2 separate regions of the Homo sapiens genome follow, and region 2 is linked to region 1. The links are chromatin loops, found by intact Hi-C in ENCODE. Cell type or tissue: HepG2. All regions are shown on one strand. Links, peaks and the distances in the headings refer to the core of each region. The heading gives the core; the rest is flanking DNA. Region 1 has its middle 100 kb from the start of USP46. Region 2 has its middle 24 kb from the start of RASL11B.

What was found. A loop is a pair of places that touch in the nucleus more often than their neighbours do. Peaks named below come from ENCODE experiments on the same cell type or tissue, not always from the same donor. Only the 100,000 strongest peaks of a DNase experiment are listed, where the experiment ranks them.
Region 2: it touches region 1 in a loop (5-fold over the local background); 2 of 110 quality-filtered maps call a loop at or near these places.

What each region holds. Positions count from the first base shown.
Region 1 is chr4:52,555,168-52,559,566 of GRCh38, forward strand. No RefSeq gene overlaps it. Among named protein-coding and RNA genes, the nearest start is that of USP46, 100 kb to the right of the region's middle. In HepG2, for the core only: no CTCF peak of the experiment used is centred there; no DNase peak of the experiment used is centred there.
Region 2 is chr4:52,836,387-52,840,785 of GRCh38, forward strand. No RefSeq gene overlaps it. Among named protein-coding and RNA genes, the nearest start is that of RASL11B, 24 kb to the right of the region's middle. In HepG2, for the core only: no CTCF peak of the experiment used is centred there; a DNase peak (open chromatin) is centred at 2,045.

The sequences.
Region 1 (4,399 bases), core at 269-4,268:
GAATGACAACTGGGATTAAGCAAGGGGGCTGGAGAGGACAGATTAAAGATTCTCGGTGAGCACAATCAACAACAGGAATGTTTAAGGGAGGGTTGCATTAAAGTGCATGAAAATGGTAACTGACTTCAGTAATATCTACTGCCTTTCAACACAGATAATGACATTAGTGTATGAGATACAGAATAGACATCAGGAACTATTTTTCCAGGTAGAAGACAAAACGAGAACAAAAAGCCTTATATGTCAAGACCAACTGGGTACAAAAACAGTGAAATGAGAACAGAATGTGAATAGAAGGGGAACGTTGCTGAAACCAGCAATTAAGAGCTGTCTCAGGAATTTAAAGGCGTGTTTTGGTGGGAGGCATGGAGCGGGAAGGGACACAAAAAAATCTTTGTGGCTTTGTTTCTTTTGCCGAGGGATGAAAGGCCAATAGTGGTTGGTCTTGCGAAGGAGGGAAAGAATTGTCAAACCTGCATTTCAAGGGCTGAGCTGTTTAACAAGGTAGCACTAGCCACATATGTGATTGAAGATTAAACGGAAATAATTTTTTTTATACTTTAAGTTGTAAGGTACATGTGCACAACTTGAAGGTTTGTTACATATGTATACATGTGCCATGTTGGTGTGCTGCACCCATTAACTCGTCATTTACATTAGGTATATCTCCTAATGCTATCCCCTTCTCCTCCTCCAACCCCATGACAGGCCCCCAGGTGTGATGTCCCCCACCCTGTGTCCAAGTGTTCTCATTGTTCAAATCCCACCTGTGAATGAGAACATGCAGTGTTTGGTTTTCTGTCCTTGCAAAAGTTTGCTCAGAATGATGGTTTCCAGCTTCATCCATGTCCCTACAAAGGACATGAACTCATCCTTTTTTATGGCTGCATAGCATTCCATGGTGTATATGTGCCACATTTTCTTAATCCAGTCTATCATTTATGGACATTTGGGGTTCCAAGTCTTTGCTATTGTGAATAGTGCCGCAGTAAACATATGTGTGCATGTGTCTTTATAGCAGCATGATTTATAATCCTTTGAAATGAAGTGTAAAATTCAGTTTCTCAATCACACCAGTCACATTTCAAGTGCTCAGTAGCCACACGTGACACATTGGACAGCACAGGGCCAGAACATTTGTTTCATCATTACAGAAACTCCTCTACGACAGCACTGCCATGGAGCATGGCAGGTAGGAAAGCAAGTTTTGGTCAGTATCAACTCCAGCTTTACCTGTGGTTCTCTTACCCCCTAAAGAGCTACAAACTCCTAATGTTAGAGTCTGCAAGGACAGTGCAACTGAAGTCAAAATTCTCATCACCCTTGAGGCTTCCTCCTCCACACACACAAATGAGGTTCAGAGTGGTTAGAATAAGGCATTTATTAAACATATCTTCATAAAGGTGCCAGAGATACTAAAGTGAATAAAACACAGATTAAAACCTCCAGGTACTTGCACCCTTCAGCCAGTAGGGTAGACATGAAAGAGACTAATGACATCAAGATGGTCAATATGGGAATAGAGATGCATATGAGGCACTGTAGCAAACTGGATTTTCAAACAAAAAAAATGGCCATGGCAATATTTCCAGTTTCACATGCCTTTCCAGATGCTTCCCTCTCCATCAAGAATGGGAATCCATTTCTTCTCCTTTTCCACCTAGAGAGCCTCATGACTGCTCAGACCTATACAGTAGAACGGAAGTGATGCTATGTGACTTCTGAGGCTAGGTCATATAAAAGACACACATTCCTCCCGGCTTGCTGTCTCTCTCTCTCTCTCTGCCACGTGAAGTGCACACCTTTGTAGCCCTCAGCCACCCTGTAAAAAGTCTAGCACTTTGAAGTTGTAATGCTAAAAAGACCATGTGGGAAAACAACAGAAATACAGAGAGAGATGCCCAAGGAGCCCCAGCTGTTCCATACTCCGGAGGTTTGGCCCTTCCCAGCATCAGCCAAGTGAGTGAATGTCCTCTCAAATGATTCCAGCCCAGCCTTTAAGTCTTCCAGATGAGGTCCTGTTAACACTCAGGGATGGCTGGAGTGTAGGCAGATGTAGTAAAGGTAGGAGTTTCATTTATTCATTCTCTTATTCATTTATCCAATAAATATATATATTTAACCCCATTGTGCCAGGCACCTGGCTTGTGCATCAGTTAAGATTGCTTTTGACTGAAAACAGCTGCACTCCCAAAAAAGTGGTTCAAATGCTAAGGACAAGTTGTCTATTTAATGAGAAAATCAGAGGGGAGCAGTCCCTGGAATATGTTGCTGTTTCCAGCTAGCCTCTTGCTATCTTTCTCCTTCACCAACCTCAGAATGTTGGCTTTTTATCTGAATGCCTCATGGTCACAAGATGGCTGTAATAGCTCCACGCATCACACCCTCTCAAGCTTCTCATGCCACATCCAAAGGCAGGAAGAAGAAGAACACCAAAGTTTCCTCTTGTGTGCTCTCAACTTTTATCAGAGAGAAAAACATTTATCTGAAGTTCCCACCAGCCAACTTCCCCTTATATCAAATCAACCAGGAGCAAATCACACAGCCATCCTAGCAGAGGGTAGATGAAACAGGGAGGGTGCTGGGAAAGTGAGTATCTGGCCTTTTCAGCTTCTATAGTGGAAAACAGACGAGGGAAAGGGGGATTGGAAAAATTAGGGGGAAGACAACCAGCAGGGCCTGCCACAGCGAGGCTCATCAAAGTAGTTGGGACATAATCCTGCCTTCAGAATGCCAAGGTAGGAAACATCCAATTATGCAATGCACAACCATGGAAAAGTATGGAAAGGCTGCAAGCAGCACACTTGAGATGTGGCCAGTAGCATAATGGGAGGCAGAGGAGAGGAAAGGAAGGGAGAAGGTAGCGATAGTTATTCCCTGGTGGTGATACTTTTGCAACAGGCACCCCCTACACACACACACACACAAACACACACACATCACACAATTACCATTTAATTCAATAAGAATAATAGGATGTATTAGGAAACTCTGCTGTCATGTGGAGCGAGGTTGGATGGGACCAGGTCAGAGGCAGAAGAAAGACTAGATTTTTCTTTCTTTTTTTTTTTTTGTTTTTGAGACAGAGTCTTACTCTGTCACCAGGCTGGAGTGCAGAGGCACGATCTCGGCTCACTGCAACCTCCGCCTCCCAGGTTCAAGAGATTCTCCTGCCTCAACCTCCCGAGTAGCTGGGACTACAGGCATGTACCACTACACCCAGCTAATTTTTGTATTTTTAGTAAAGACAGGTTTTCACCATGTTGGCCAGGATGGTCTCTATCTCTTGACCTCGTTATCCACCCGCCTCGGCCTCCCTAAGTGCTGGGATTACAGGCATGAACCACCGCGCCCAGCCTAGACTAGACTTTTCAAAAAAAATCTACCTTAGTTTCAAAACAGAAATGGGAAGCAGAGTTTGAAGAGCTTACTTTGTTATTATGTATGTCTTAGTCCATTGGGGTTGCTGTAACAAAGTATCATTAAATGGGTGGCTTATAGGCAACAGACATTTATTTCTCACAGTTCTGGAGACTGGGAAGTCCAAGATCAAGGCATCAGCAGATTTGGTGCTTAGTGAGGCCCTGTTTCTGTGTTCTCACGTGGTGGAAGGAGTGAGTGGTCTCTGTCTGGGTCTTTTATGAGGGTGCTAATCCCACCCAAGAGGATTCTTCTGCCCTTGTGATCTAATCAATGCCCAAAGACCTTGCTTCCTCATACCATCACCTTGGCAGTTAGGATTTCAATGTACGAATTTGGGGAGACACATTCAATCTATAACAATATAATCTACAGAAACATTAAAAATACCCTCCCTGGAATTCCTTTAAATTCAAATGCTTTATTTAATCAGAGAAATAGAATAGAAGAGTAGAGGCAGAAATCAATTTCTTTAGATTAAAAAAGCTTTGCAATGCATTAAGAGGGAACAAAGGAATTTAATAACACAAAGATAAGTGACAGTGGCAGACAATCCCCCAACACTGACTCTCACACAAACAGTACACTTTTTCCCAATGCAAGAGGGGAAATGCTACTAATTTTTCACTGAACTATTTTCTCTTCTCCAGTCCAGGCTGGACTTGATAAATAGAAAGTATTCAAACAAGAAATGGCTGAGATATTGTAAAATAATAATTAAACCACATACACAATTGCTCTAGCTGAAAAGGTCTCTAAGCATTTTTCTGTGGATAAGAAATGCACATGTTTACCTGGAAGCTTCTGTGTGTTCATAGGATATGGAGAGTGTGATTAAACTGGAAGATAGGTGAAACATAAAAGTAAACTGGATTATTCTACTAAGAAAAGTTACCTTTTTGTTGAAAAATGAATGTACTACTAGGTCTTGCTTTTGTCCCAAATAAGTGTTCAACCAGGAGATTTGAAGCTTCCACAG
Region 2 (4,399 bases), core at 106-4,105, 280 kb after region 1:
GGGACTTCTTGAGTTCCCCATAACACAGCAGCTAGTTCCCAGGGTGAGTGATCCAAAAGAGCAAGGTGGATGCAACCTTGTCTTTTATGACATATACCACTCTTTCTACAATCTCTTTTTGATTACACAGATCAGCCCCATTCATTGTGGGTGGGGACTGTCAAGAGCGTGAATATCAGAAAGTGAAGTTCAGTGGCCATCTTAGAAACCAGTTACTACTTTCCTCAAAAAGAATCCAGAGCATGGTTAGGAATGGGGAGCAGATGTTACAAAACCAAAACAAAATCACACACAGACACACACATGCACGCACGCGCGTGCGCACATACACACACACACAGAGATATCTTCTAGTTTCCTGCAAGTGAAATGGGAAAATAATAGTATCTACTTTACATGGTTGTCCAGAGAATTGGTGGATTAGCTGGCTACATGGCACATTGTCAGCAATAAACAGATGTTAGTTATTATTGTTGTGGTTGTTCGTTAGGGTCATCAACTTGTTAGTCACCTTCTGGTTTAATAAAACTCTTTCCGTCAAGTTTCAATGGTGCTTTTGCCCTAACTGGCATTTGCTTTATTCACTTCTCACTGATTTCTGATCACACAGCTCTCAGCATCCACTGCAACTGTGGTTTCTAGGTCATTCCATTCCTTGCACAACCTTTGCTCCTCTTTTCCTGAAATGTATAAGCTCCTCCATGCTGCCTTTTCTTTTCTCAATTTGAATATTTATCTCTACACAATTTCTCATCTTATCCTTCATTCTTTCTTCCTGTGACCAAATGGCTTAAATTCTCACCTGGAAATTCTATCTGTGCCCCAGTGTTAACAGGTCTTAAAAAGGAAAAACTCTAAAATTCTTCACTGCCATTTTAAGCAGATATAGAATGTGGGCTTACCCATGCAAAGAGTAATACTTTTTACTATAATCTCTAACATTAAAGCATCATTTTACAGTTTATAAAATGTGATAGTTATTGAGTAGTATTAAGTACCAGTAACTCCTGGTAATGGAGTTACATCTATTTACATTCTAAGATCTTTTGCTGAAGTTGAATGCAGTTGAGCTCTCAGGAGTGCCATCCCAGGGGCTGGGTGATCTAGTCCTTTCAGAGCTTGTGGTGAGTCTAAGTGCTACTTCCACTATATCTAAAATCCCACAAGCCTACTCTAAGAATCAATTGTTTGCAAGATGGACAGTACACAACAATTCATTCACTCAGTTATTTGTAACCAACATTGTAAATGAAGCCACCAAGGACCTCTTACTGTGCTAGATGCTGGGGATATAACAAGGAATAAAGCTGACTCCATCCCTGTCCTCATGGAGCTGAGTTTGCAGGGCTAGGGCAAGGGGAAGAAGACATTCAACTAATAATGGCACAAATATTTTGTTTTGCGGTTTAGTTCTGGTTGTTGCAGAGGGAAAAGCAGCAGATGCTGGGAGAGTATTCTACAGAATCTCCAACTCACTTACTCTGTCTCACTTGCCCCAACTTGCCCATGCCCTGGCTGTTTCCCAGGCTCCATGACAGCGCAATTCCTGCTTGGTTCAGCCAGGCAGAGGCACTGACTGGAGGCAGTCTGACTGGAGACTGGAGGACAGGGCAGAAGGAGAAAAGCCAAGATGCTTCTGTTCCCTTTTCTTACTTGTGTTGGATGGTGTCCTCCCCATTGCTCCCCAGCAGCCCCAGCTGCTGGTGAGGTGGCTGTCCTTTGGTTGTGGTTTCTTTCTGGGACTCCTGCCTTGGCTCTGATTACACCATCTCCTCGCTTTGTCCCTTAAGCTGTGGGGTAGCCGCAGCTTCCTTCTGTTGCCTATTTCAGGTGGTCTCATCATCCCATTTGGCTGCTTGTCTCTTCCCTCACCAGTGTGACAAATTCCCTTGAATCAATTCCCTGTTTTAAATACAGAGTGGTTTCTGTTTTCCTAGTGGGACTAGACTGATATAATTGCTCTCTGTATTTTTTAACCCCAATGACTGCATTCGCTGCAATGTCTGTTCCTGTCGTGGAGCTGGGCTGTGGCTTTCTCACAGACATTGCCTGTCTTAGGTCATGGCAAAAGAATGTGGCCCAGGGCTGCAGGCAGTAATGGCTAATAGCACTGAGCAGAAAGAACTCAGGTGGGATCGGAGCAGCACTAGTTTTATTAATTTTTCCACCTTTGAGATGAGAAACCTATCCTAAAACCTCAAGTCTCCTGATTCTCAGCCCATTTCCTTTTGGAACCCACCCATTACCTCCACAGTCCCACCCATTGCCCGAGCCCATGGGATCATTCCACACCTACTCCCAGTTTCATCTGGCTTCATGGCCACCATGCAGAAATTATTTGTCTGCCCACCCCGTAACTTCCACCCTGAAAGTACTGAGGTTTCTGAAGTGCCCTGGGGCAGGTGAGAAGGGGTGGGGGCAGAGGTGAGGGGACAAAAGATGGGCTGTTATTTAAGCAGAACAGAGGTCTCAAGTCCAGGGGATCAGCTAGCAGCATGATCAGAAAGCAAATTGGGACTGGAGATCAAAGGGCGTGAAGCAGGGGCAGGAGTGGAGAGACATGTCTGGAGCTGTGTCCTCCAGCTGCGGTTCTCCTCTGTCTTCAAGCCCAAACCCTCCCAGGCAACTGCCCATTGTGCCAAGCAGTGGCAGCAGGTTTCAATCTAGTAATCTCTTTTCTTGGTCTGGAATTGCTTCTGGAGCCCAAGGGAGGATAAGGACCAGTCAGCATTTTCTACCAGATACAAATGTTTCTCTCATTTACCTCTTTGTGCAGAAAGCCTGACCTCCTCAGAAATGTCAGCCAGAAAAATCCACACTCTTCATAATCCTACAATTTCCCACTAATCAGATGTCTAGACAAGAACGGTCTCTGCCCCCTTTCCTGTTTGCAAATCTGCCTCGACAAGTTGTATCCTCCTGACAATACCGTTAAAATGTTCTTTATTTGCTCCGTGGGCCTTCTGAGACTTGGTTGCTGGAAATGCTATCAGTTCCTGGACCAATGCAATTCTCTTGAAATCGCGCTTTGATATTCCTCTGGTTAAATTTCATTCTCATGAGAGGAGCTCTGTTAACAAGGCAATTAGTACAGCTTTGAATATAAGTAGAGTACTGTGGTGTTTGCTGCCAGATGGCCCATGAGCCAAACTTGATTCAGGGTTACCGTGACTTTGGAGAGAAAGCTATTCTCACTGTAGCTTGAACTCATTTAGAGAACACAACGTGCTTCTTTAATTTGGTAAGAAAACTGTGGTGACCGGTTTCAATTTCTATCCATCCATTAGAGATCTGGAGAAGCTATCATTTGATTTCTCCTCCTTGGTATGCTACCCATATCTAACAAGGATAGCAAAATCACATAATGGAGGCTTAAAGCTAATTTATATAGAGTACATTGTTTAAAACTTAGCAATAAGATAATGAGGATCAAAGGCTGTCGGAGAATGAAATTCCCAGCTTCTTCATCAAGTAGCTGGGGAACAGGGCACTGGGTTAAGGGATGGACCACCCTCACCTTCCCACAAAATCCCACCCAAACCACTTCTTACTTGGCATCACTGGGGACCACACTGGCAATCACTGAGCCAGGGATGGTGCCACCCTCAGGGTCGAGGGTGGCTGCAAGTACTCCCTTCCACATTGAGAAAAAATAGTGACTTCATTCTTTAAAAGCAGTACATGCATATGGTATTGGATTTTTGGAACCTCTCTACTTCGGTTCAGATGCTAGAAGTATAAGCTCTGCACCTCAGTTTTCTCATCTACAGAATGGTCATCCTAATAGTTCCTACCTCTTAGGTGTGTTGAGGATTAAATGAGTCTATAAATGTGAAGTTATTAATGTGAAGCAATACCGGGTATGTAATATGTGCTAAACCAGTGTTAGCTATAATAAAGATATTTTTTAAGTTTTAAAATTCAAACATTATAAATGGGTATCCAGTGAAAAGTAAATGTTCTTTTTACCTCTGATCTACAGGCCCCTCATTTTCCTCCCCAAAAACAACCACTGTCACCAGTTTATTATGTATCACTCTAGAGATATTCAAAGTATATTTATTTATAGATATAGCTACTGAAATAGATAAACAAATGGAGAAAAAAGATAGATACAGATAACTCCCAATTTAAAACAACAACAGTAAATATTATACCCTGGCCTGCATTTTAAAAAATTTACATTGAAAAAAATGTGCTGTAAATAAAACATATTTACAATAAAAAGATTGTTCCTTATCAGTCCCTACAGATTCAGCCAATCTTCTCACCAGCTGTACAACACCCCCTTCATCTGGATGTGCACGTGGAGTGATTCATTTAGCCAGACCCCTGCCGATGGGCAATTAGGGGGTTTTTCACTCCCTTTCCTTTGATCACTCTGGCCCTTCCCCCTTCC